2 separate regions of the Homo sapiens genome follow, and region 2 is linked to region 1. The links are chromatin loops, found by intact Hi-C in ENCODE. Cell type or tissue: endothelial cell of umbilical vein. All regions are shown on one strand. Links, peaks and the distances in the headings refer to the core of each region. The heading gives the core; the rest is flanking DNA. Region 1 has its middle 110 kb from the start of PLEKHG1. Region 2 overlaps PLEKHG1 (pleckstrin homology and RhoGEF domain containing G1).

Region 1 (5,382 bases), core at 234-5,233:
AAATAAGGTGTCAGGAGACACTGAGGATTCTGGGAGAGGCAGGCTTGCTTTGGAGCATCAGCCCTCATGTTCTGTTTTCCCCTGACTTCAAGGGTCATAGCCTGTGCACTTCCCCTACCACGCAAGCCTTGAGGAGGGGCTTCACTGGCCATTTGGAAGGCTTTCCATAAGTCGCTGGAGTTTGATGGGCATAAGAAATGCTATTTAATTCACACCTGAAAAGCCTCCTGTGTGACACCGCAGCTGAAGTGCAGAGGTGTGGCTGTTTCAGGTCCATATGTTCTAGGGCGACCCACCACCCTGGTTTGCCAGGACTGAAAGGTTTCCTGGGAAGTGAGACTTTCTGTGCTAAAACCAGGACGGTCCTGGAAAAACCAGCATAGTTGGTCACCGAGAGTGAGACAAAGGTACCTTTTTCCAAGGAGCAGGACATGAACTGTGGGGACATTGTCTAGCCATGAGTCATCTTTAAGGAGCTCCTATGCTAAAGGAGCACCTGGGAGGGGAGGGATCCCACAGAGGAGTGCACACAAAAATCCCAGGCCTGTGTGGGGCCACGGCAGCTGGCCGGAGAAGCACTGTCTGTGCAAGGAACTGCAGTCAGAGGTCCTTGGAGGGATCTTTTGGGAAACCCCAAAAGCTCCTCACTGAAGACGAGCTTGCACTTGCACATCTGCCAGAAGTCTCCGATGGCAGGTTACACCTGTACCAGCTAAGGATTGTGCCCTTTTTCTCCAGTTCCCTGTATGGACACTGGGATGTCCTGAGGCAGGATGAAGGGTTGGTGCCCTGCCGCTAGGACTGCCGCCTGCAGACAGCCCTCAGCTATCAGCTCCCAGAGGCCATGCTGCCTTCCTGGGGAGGCCAGCAGCCATTGGCCAACAGATGTGGGAGAACAAAGGCCTGGGCCCCTTGCCAAATGGGGACATCTCTGAAGGGTCATCCCAACTTCAAAACTCTCTGGGGTCAGCTGAGGCTCCATCGAGACTATATGGCAGCTCAGAGTTCCTTCCTCCCTTCCCCTCCCCAGGTGGTGTGGCCAGGTTTCAGTCCAGAGGCAGGCAGAGCAACTGGTCCAGAGTGAGTTCACTGGGGTCCAGAGGTTTTGGCTGACATCATGCTGAATTCAGCTCATTCAATGTACCACTTACAGTAGCTCCACGACTCTTTCACTATCCCCAAGATGGGTAAAATAGTGCAATATCCGCACCTTATTTTACAAAACCTTCAACGAGAAAAAAAAAGATTCAAACTCTTTGAGATAAAGGTAGTCAAATGTCTAACCACAAGTCAGGATGTGGGGATTTTATCTGAGTCACTTAACCCAGTTAGTCATTAACCCAGTTTGCCAAGCGAGCTTAAACTATCTCCTTAATAGAAATAATATGGACCCTGTGCTAGCCCTGGGCAAATGTGAATACTTGAGCTCTAACCTAGGCTTCTCCTGAACCTTTGAAGACCCCAAGACACATTTGGTCAGGGGACATAAGTGATGTTTGAAAAAGTCCTTCACATGTTTAGTTGAGGTCATGTCACTAATGGCTCCAGAACAGAGACCTCAGCCTGGTTTCTTCCTGGATGTGGAAGGTTGCAGCCCCCTGCCCCCTCCCCACGTTCTCAGCAGGTGTTCCTGCATTGCTCTATTTCAGGAGTTTAGGAAGCCTAAGAAATACGTGTGTATCCAGCTCTGTTTTCACAACAAGGGTCAAACCAAAAAACCACAGGTCAAAAGGAACCAGGAAAAGGAAAAAAAAAATACACTTTATCCATAAAATGTATTTTTAAACATCTGTTTTTCCTGTGCAGCTGTCTGGCCTGATTCCTCTCCATTGAAGAGCAAAATGTTTTGTTCTTTTTAAATGTATAATAATTAAAAATAAATTTTGAAAACTTACCTCAGGACCAGAATTTTTTTTTAGAATTGGAAAAGATCTCATAATTCATTTAATCCAACCCTTATTGTATGTAGGTGAAGAAATGACACCAGGAGGATGACTTGCTGGTTCGTGATGGGACTCACCTCTGCTAATGCAAGGGCTGACTGCCATAATCACCTCGTATGTGGACATTTATGACATCCCAAGACTCATAATTTCCCTTGAGAAGTTCCAAGTTTAGTAGATGGAAAAGATGTTGCCTGCTCCAGGTAATACTGGAGACATTAGGTGATGTGCCTCAAATTTCACAGCTAGTAACCTTACATCCCTGTTCAAAATTCAATGGTTCTTCTACATTAGAGATACAGCCTTTGGCCTGCCCCATCACTCTTCTCACCCCATCACTAGTCCCACCCTCTGCTGGCCCTACCCCTCTCTTGCCCCACCCTCTCTCTCGGGCCCCACCTTCTCACTGACCTGTCTTTTCATTGGCCCTGCCCTTCCAATGGCCCTACCCTCTTCCTGGCCCCACCTTATCACTGACCCGCCTTTTCATTGGACTTGCCCTCTCACTGGCCCCACCCTCTTGCTGGCCCCACCTTCTCACTGACCTGCCTTTTCATTGGCCCTGCCTTCTCACTGGCCCCACCTTCTTGCTGGCCCCTCAGGTCCTTCCATCCTCCCTCCTTGTGGTTGCATGGCTTCCCACATTCTGTGCCTCTGGTGGCACAGGGTTCCAGCACCATCATTAGCTGCGAGGGTGATCCCTGCAAGTCCCCTGAGATTCGAAATTTACCTTCCTCCTCTGTGAAATGAGAAGACTGGACTGGCGCCCTTCTAAGGATGTCTGCTGGAGGTCAGGTCTCTGGCTCGGGACAGACACAGATGTGAGAGAATCGCACCACTCTTGCTGGACTGGCACACCAGGCCCACATAGTGACTCAGCCATGCAGCCCTCGGCCCCACAGGTTTCTTGGCTCACTTCCCTGACTCTCCTTTACTCCCTTTGTCTAATAACGTGTCTGAAAGTAAACCAGTTTCCTGGGGAACATTGTTTTCCCATTATAAATTCCTTTACAGCAAGCACCAAGTGACTGGCTGTGCACTGGTTAAAGCTTAAGGGTATTTCCTGAAGGCTATATTCGGCCTGAGCAGATTTTTGTGTTTTTAATTGTTATTTTCCTAAGAGAAAAGGTCAATGGCTATATTGTTTAGAAAATAGATTCAAACTGGATACATAAATTTCAGTGGGAACGAGAAGGGTCCCAGGAAAGAGGAGTCCCTGACCATGAGCTGGGCATGTTAGGTCCACCGATTCATAAGGTCTCAGACCAGTTGCAATAGATGGTGCTATGGAAAGGCTTCATTTGGGATCAGGTTGGAGAAGGTGTGTGTGTAGAGGGGAGAGGGAATCTCCTCAAGTAAGCTACATGAGAAGGTGCCTAATACGGTATGGTTCTGTGTCCCCACCCAAATCTCATCTTGTAGCTCCCATAATTCCCATGTGTTGTGGGAGGGACCCAGTAGAAGATGATTCAATCATCTTCTTTCCCCTACTGTTCCCATGACAGTGAATGGGTCTCACGAGATCTGATGGTTTTAAAAATGGGAGATCCCCTGCACAAGCTCTCTTTTCACCTGCCACCATCCATGTAAGATGTGACTTGCTCCTCCTTGCCTTCCACCATGATTGTGAGGCCTCCCCAACCATGTAGAACTGTAAGTCCAATAAACCACTTTCTTTTGTAAATTGCCCAGTCTTGGGTATGTCTCTATCAGAAGCATGAAAACAGACTAATACAGTGCCTCAGAACTCCACGTGGCTGATCTCTGAGCTACTGTAGCCTCTGCCTCTCCTCATACCTATGGCCTCCTGGGTGTTCCCTATAACCTGTTAGGTGAGAGGACAGATAATTTAAAATGGACTTGAGGAGCAAAATGCCACATATCAAGTCTTGTTTTTAAGAAATTGTTACCAGCTGATGAAAATACACATGGAGTATCCACAATGCCTTTGGAACTGAACTGCTGTACTTATTCTTCCAGATTATTTCAGACAGTGAGGATGTTCTTTCTGAAATGTTCTTGTCTATTTCCAATGAGTAAAAATAGAAGAGGGGAGAAAAAGCCAGGGCCTGAGCCAGCTTGTGGGCCTTTCTAGGTCACTATTTTATTGGTAATCATTTTTTCATAACTGTGTATTTATTCCCTATGGGTGTGTCCTGGATTCCATGGCAAATATCCTTTGATGACCACAGCAGTGTCTTCCGATGAAGGTCCAGGGCTGCATCCCAAACACCCCCACCGACAGCTCAGCCAACAGGACGGATCACGACTGAAACAGATGTTCTTGCTCCCCCGGCCAAAAAGTTGGAGTCCCTCCCTGGAGATGAGACACTTCCCTTTGACACCAGAAGCACCTTCCTGATTTCATCAGATGAGATACTTGTTTGGGGAATGACCCCAATGTCTTGCCTTAAGCAAACAAATAAAATGTTTGAATTTAGTGAGGGCATGAACCCGATATGTAAAATGTAGAGTTAGGAAAATTATATTGTATAGAAAATAGCACATTATTTCCCTGGTGAGCCAGCAACCTCCCAAAATAATTGTGTAAAACAGAGGATAAAAAGAGCTCAGCAAGAAACCCTTATGTCCTCGAGAAGGCAACCAAATTGGAGAATGAGGTTTAGTATACGGTATTTCTCAACAAGAACTGTAAAACTGAATTAAAACCTGAAAGCAATGATAAAACTCTTACTAAAATATGTAGTCCATGCATTTCTTCTGTGTGATTCTTCCGTGCGATTCTTTAGAACTGAACTGAACACCTTTGGAACTGAAAGACTCTACTTACTCTTCCAGGTTATTTCAGACAATGAGGATGTTCTTTCAAAATTAACGTGCTTCTCAAAACTTAACAGGCACATGAGTCGCCTGGAGATCTTGTTAAAATGTAGGTTCTAATTCAGCAGGTCCTAGGTAAGGCCCCAGATTCTGCATGTCTAATAGGCTCCAAGGTTTACACTATTCTTAAAGCAGTGCAGTCATTTCCAAGTGCAGTCATTGGATCACTTGTATGAGAATCTCCTAAGTGATCTGTTGAAAAACACAGATTCCTGTGCTCCACCACAGACTTACAAAATCCAGTGTTTACAGTGATTGCCCAGGAATCTGTATTTAACACGCTTACCAATGATTCTTATTAAAGCTTGAGAACTGACACTGTCTATGGATAAATGGCTAATTTGGGATAACTAGGAAACTTGTAGGAGATGCCATGAGATTGTTGCACACCATGAAGAAGGTTTGGGCTGTGCTAAGTGGGTTCTTGTACTTTTACAGTAAGGAAAACTGCTAAGCAGTTAAGTGGCTGGGGCATAAATAGCAGGCGCTACCAAGTCAGGCAGTCCAGGTGACAGGGAAGGAGCTTACAGGAGCATTAATGATGATAGGATACTGTACTAATTTCTGTTGCTAAAAGAAACTATAATTTTCAGTATTG
Region 2 (5,382 bases), core at 134-5,133, 180 kb after region 1:
ATAAAAATAAAAATAAAAATATTAATATGAAGGCTGAGCAGGGGGACTTTTTTTTTTTCAGTTTCTTTACTGCATCAGCACAGGTTCTTGGGGAAATGCTCTGGTTTCTGTCAACTATAGAATCAGTGGTAAAATTCCCAGCTGCTTCTGGCATTTGTCCCTTTATTCCCTATGATTTGGCCAACCAGGGGAGTTGGTTGGGGTAGCATGGGAAGCCCACAGGAGCTCAGTCATAAGGGGAAGGCACAGTTAAGGCTAAAGGAATCCATAATGTATAAACTTGGCCTCACTGAGCCATCTGCCCATGATGGGGTGGGGCCTTGCCTCCATCTCTCCTGTGTAATGGTTATCCTGTAGGTGGTCTGATGTCCCCCTCATGTCTTTCCACGTTGGAAATGCTCTCGTTTAGACAACAATTTCCTGTTAAAAAACAAAAGCATAGCAACAGAAATATGTGGTTTCTTCTGAGTCCTTCCTCTACCCTGGCAGTACTCTGGATGAAAAGAGTCAAGTTCTATAAATATAATGCAGCTTCCTGGACAAAATGTATTAAAAGGGTCAGATGTTCCACTTTCTGCAATCCAATGGAGTTGTGGTTGTCTGAAGTCAACTGATGCATTCAGGTTGGAATGGCGCCCAGGGAAGAGAGTTTAGGAACAAGCATAAACTTGGCCTTCCTCTCATTACACTGAGTTCGCCACAGGATAACACTGTCTCCCACCCTCAAGGGTTTCCATGGTCTGACCAGCTGCAGCTCCTGTCACTTCCCCATCCCACACTCCCTCTGCTTCGGCTGTGTTGGTCCGTTCATTGCTAACTTGCGTCTGTTTGCCAGCTTGCTCCATCTTCTCTGCTTGGGGCAGGATCAGATAACCAATGAGCCCAGTGTCTCTACCACTCCCTTTGCTCACCTCTGCAGTACCTAGGTGTTCATTGCAGACACAGAAAAGACCTACTCCTAAGTATCTCATGTTATTGATGAGAAAATTGCAGTCTGGAGAGAGCTGGCAATACCATCAAACGTGCACAGCAAGTTCATGTCAGAGACTGAGCTGGAATCAAGATATCTTGCCTTCTAGCTTCATACAGTTGCCATCATACCAGCTGCATTGATAATTTTTTTTTTTTTTTTGAGATGGAGTCTCACTCTGTCGCCCAGGCTGGAGTGCAGTGGCGCAATCTCGGCTCACTGCAATCTCCGCCTCCCGGGTTCACACCATTCTCCTGCCTCAGCCTCCCAAGTAGCTGGGACTACAGGTGCCCACCACCACACCCGGCTAATTTTTTTATATTTTAGTATATGGAGTTTCACCGCGTTAGCCAGGATGGTCTCGATCTCCTGACCTCGTGATCCACCCAACTCGGCCTCCCAAAGTGCTGGGATTACAGGCGTGAGCCACTGCGCCCAGCCTGATAAGATTTTTAAATTTTCTCCAAAAGGGGGTGTGTGTGTGTTTGTGTGTGTGTGTACAATGCTTAGGGATGCCAAGCTATTTAAATCATATAGCATGAAAACTGGGCCTGTCTAAACATATATTAGGGTTGGGTCTGCATCACCTTTAGTTAGCTAACTACTAATATTTCAAGTTTTTAGCATCCCTAAAATGTTTGCTCACCAGTCTTTTTAAATATTATATTGCTGCGGACATAATTTTTTTAAAAAGAGTTTCTACATATGATTTTGTGAATACTTAGCCTTTGACTAAGGATTGACTCTGAAAAGGCTGTTTCTATTATCTGTTCAGCCAAGTCTTGTGTTTTCAACATATATGTACTAAACAGCATTATGTTGTCTTAATATGACACTAAAATGGGGTTCAAGGCAGAACATACTTCTGTTTGTTACAATTTAGGATCATAAGGTATCTTGGAAAATAGTAGTCTGAAGTACAGAATCCAAGGACAGCCTCCTGTGGTTTATTACTTTTATTTATAGCAGTCTACTTTTTCCTATTTGCAACAGATTTGGCTAAACAATGTTTTATTAATTCAAGCAGGAATATTTTCCTGCATTGAATTTGCATTAAAATTGCCTAGGAAATAATATTACCCGGTTTTCCTCACACACCCTCTATGCTGCTAGAGAACTTTTAGAAAAGCTGAATTCAGAAGTCTGCAAATAAATGAAACTGTGAAAAGTAGAGGTGACTCTCCTTTAGAACTACAAGGGATAGTGAATCCATCAGCAGTCACAAGTAAAAATACTGTCTTCTTGTGGTAGAGTGCTACTTATTCCTTTAAAAGCTTTTCCAGCCCATCAGCAGGTATTAAAATGTTCAAGGCCTCTTGTCTTTTTGTAAGATGTGTGTATAAAAAAGAATTCAGAGCAGAAGGTTTGAAGATTATCTTGTATACAAGGGCGGCTAAAATACGTGCAATAGGTCTTTCCAGGAATATGAAAGTGAAGATTGATGCCGAAAGTCTCATTGCTGTTTTTCTAAACTGGTTGCTGTTGGCTGTGAAAGCTTTCTTTGAATTAGTGAAGGTTTCATGTGCCCACACATAGCCTGAAGTGAGAAACTCACTGTTGCTTGTGCTTGCCAAAAGCAGACATAAAGCATTGGCTGCCCTACCTGTAACTTCTGCTAAAAACAGAACACAAAATTATCATGGGAGCCTTCAACAGCTAGAACACCATCTAAACAAAGTAAAAAGTGATTGGATTCTTTATGGCTCCCTCAAAGATTTTTCAACTCCCTGTAGTCCAGTTCCAAAAAAAGGAATGATGGTTTTCTTGGAGAGCCAACAGTTCCCTTTGTAAGTTTCTGGAATTTTTGTACATGATATTTTGAGTTCTTCTACAATAAAATTTAATGGTCCATTTGAGAAAGTGTACTCATATTAAATGTAGTGTCTATTATTGGGTAGTCTGAGACAATTCCTGAGTGCTCAACTCTCCTTTGATCTGTCGAAACATAGTGGTTGCCATGGAGTCTTGCTGGCCGATGACCAAGTAGGAGTTCCACATTCCACTCAGCTGGGCGCAGTGTTCCTAATCAGGCCGGACCTGAAACTCTAGCACAAAGGACTTTAAAACCGGAATGCTTTATGTGTAATCACTGAAAATAAGTTGATTATTTGTAGGGCAGAGTATGGTAAAGGTTAAAAATTTCATGTTTCACTTATTTAAATTTTGATTTGTTTCTGGAAAAATATTTTAGTCTTCTGATGATATGAAATGTAAAATTCTCTCTAGTCCCCCTGCTTTGTACAAAGTAATACAAAACAAGATTTGTCTTATTTGACCTTAAATATAAATAAAATGGCAGCTGAATTATTGTGAGCAATGTAGCTCAAGTATCTGGCCGTCATCTTTGCATTTTATTGCAGTGATGACTCCATGCCATTGTTAATCTGGATTTATTTTTAAACAGTTTAACTAGGGCCTTTTTTTGCAGGCTTTTCTTTGTTTCTCCCCTACTTAGTTCTGAGGAAAGCCTAAAATAAGATCCCTGTAAACACTGATGTTCATTTTTTAACTCAAACATTTGCACAGCCCCACTGTGGGTTCAGGAAAGACAAAAGGAGGCTCCTGACTTAGATCTAGCCCTCAAATAGAGAGGGGAGAAAGCCTTGAAGACACATCACTGTAGATAGCTGGGATGTGTTTTTGCTGTACAGAATGAGTAGGAGTGAGGAGAAAAGATGACTTTTGCCTGGATAGATGGGGGGTTGAAGAGGCTTCTGAGATGGTTTTTGATTGCCTACCGAGGTCATTCTCTGACCTAGTTTGATGTCTAACTCCCTTATAATTGCATCAGCTTGAACCCATAAGGCTTCAGTCTGTGGGGAGAATTAACCCTTTAGCTAATGGATAAAATAACGCGACGTTCTTTGGGGTTAAATTTTTGCCTAAATTACTTTTAATACCTTACTCGATGTCAAAGTTACTGGAACTGTGTATTTAGTCCTTTCGGCATCATCCTATGCTGTGTAAAGAATTATTCTTTTTTTTTTTTTTTTTTTGAGATGGGAGTTTTGCTCTTGTTGCCCAGGCTGGAGTGCAGTTGCGCGATCATGCCTCACTGCAACCTCCACCTCCCAGGTTCAAACGTTTCTCCTGCCTCAGCCTCCCGAGTAGCTGGGATTACAGGCGCCTGCCACCACGCCCAGCTAATTTTTTGTATTTTTAGTAGAGACAGGGTTTCACTATGTTGGCCAGACTGGTCTCGAACTCCTGACCTCAGGCGATCCACCCACCTCGGCCTCCCACAGTGCTGGGATTACAGGCGTGAGCCACCATGCCTGGCCAAGAATGATTTCTTAAACTTCAATCAGGTCCTTACCAAAAATGCTCTTCATGTGGACATTGCCATAACCCAGATTTTGATCCTAAAATGTATTTCTAATTTCCTTTTCAAACCATTCCTGGGATAACTAAGGGATTTTTGTGTTTAAAGAAAACAGTGGCTTTATTAATTTTTACCCTTGGTCCTCAATGAGATAATTGTTTATTTTTCTTCATAAGCCCCATGGATTTTGATAGAAGAAAAATATTGATTATACAGTATTTTCACATATGTTTATGTTTTCAAAGTAAATAAACAATGAGGAATCAATTTTCAAAAATCAGTAACATTGTGGGTTTTTTTCTAATAAAAAATCAACTTACACAGGTTTTTCTTTTCATAGCCTTCCACTGACCTTTATTTCATTGACTTTATAAGGAATATGTTCTATTTTGTTCATATTTGTTCATATTTTTAAAGCCATGTATAAGATAAACGTTGCGTTTGTAATAAAGAGTAAACCTAAGAACAAGGCACAGAGATGGAAGGCTAACCCAGAAGGACAACATCGAAGCCCTGAGCAGGGCAGCCACCTACGCTACACAGCCGCAGCATGCGCTACCAGTACCAGTCACAAATCTGAGCATGGGCGCCCCCTGGAGTTGTACCAACATGTCAGTCCTAGAACTAAGGGTAATAAAAAATGCTTTTGCATTCTTGTGCTCATTCAGCAAAACTTTGGAGTTCCCTATTTATCCTGGGAAGAGTGGGGAAACCCTGGGCCACATGAGCATACATAGATAGCTAAAGGGTCTGTTGGTTGTTGACCCCACATAGTCCATTTGGCTGAGGGAAATGACATAATGTTAACGCTTATGTTGCTTCTTTTTCTGTGTTATTTTATTATTGTTGTTGTTGTTATATGAGTAAGTTCTTTAGTGGTACCCATCACCCATGAATATACTGCACCATATTTATAGGCTTTTATCCCTTGCCCCCCCCTCCCATTCTTTCCCCCAAGTCTCCAAAGTCCATTGTATCATTCTTATGCCTTTGCGTCCTCATAGCTGAGTTCCCACATACCAGTGAGAACATACAATGTTTGGTTTTCCATTCCTGGGTTACATCACTTAGAATAATAGTCTCCAATCTC

What was found. A loop is a pair of places that touch in the nucleus more often than their neighbours do. Peaks named below come from ENCODE experiments on the same cell type or tissue, not always from the same donor. Only the 100,000 strongest peaks of a DNase experiment are listed, where the experiment ranks them.
Region 2: it touches region 1 in a loop (4-fold over the local background); 3 of 110 quality-filtered maps call a loop at or near these places.

Annotation. Positions count from the first base shown.
Region 1 is chr6:150,490,300-150,495,681 of GRCh38, forward strand. No RefSeq gene overlaps it. Among named protein-coding and RNA genes, the nearest start is that of PLEKHG1, 110 kb to the right of the region's middle. In endothelial cell of umbilical vein, for the core only: no CTCF peak of the experiment used is centred there; a DNase peak (open chromatin) is centred at 2,872; H3K27ac peaks cover 468 bases.
Region 2 is chr6:150,665,647-150,671,028 of GRCh38, forward strand. All of the region lies in intron 2 of PLEKHG1 (pleckstrin homology and RhoGEF domain containing G1), which reads left to right. Among named protein-coding and RNA genes, the nearest start is that of PLEKHG1, 68 kb to the left of the region's middle. In endothelial cell of umbilical vein, for the core only: no CTCF peak of the experiment used is centred there; a DNase peak (open chromatin) is centred at 2,945; H3K27ac peaks cover 686 bases.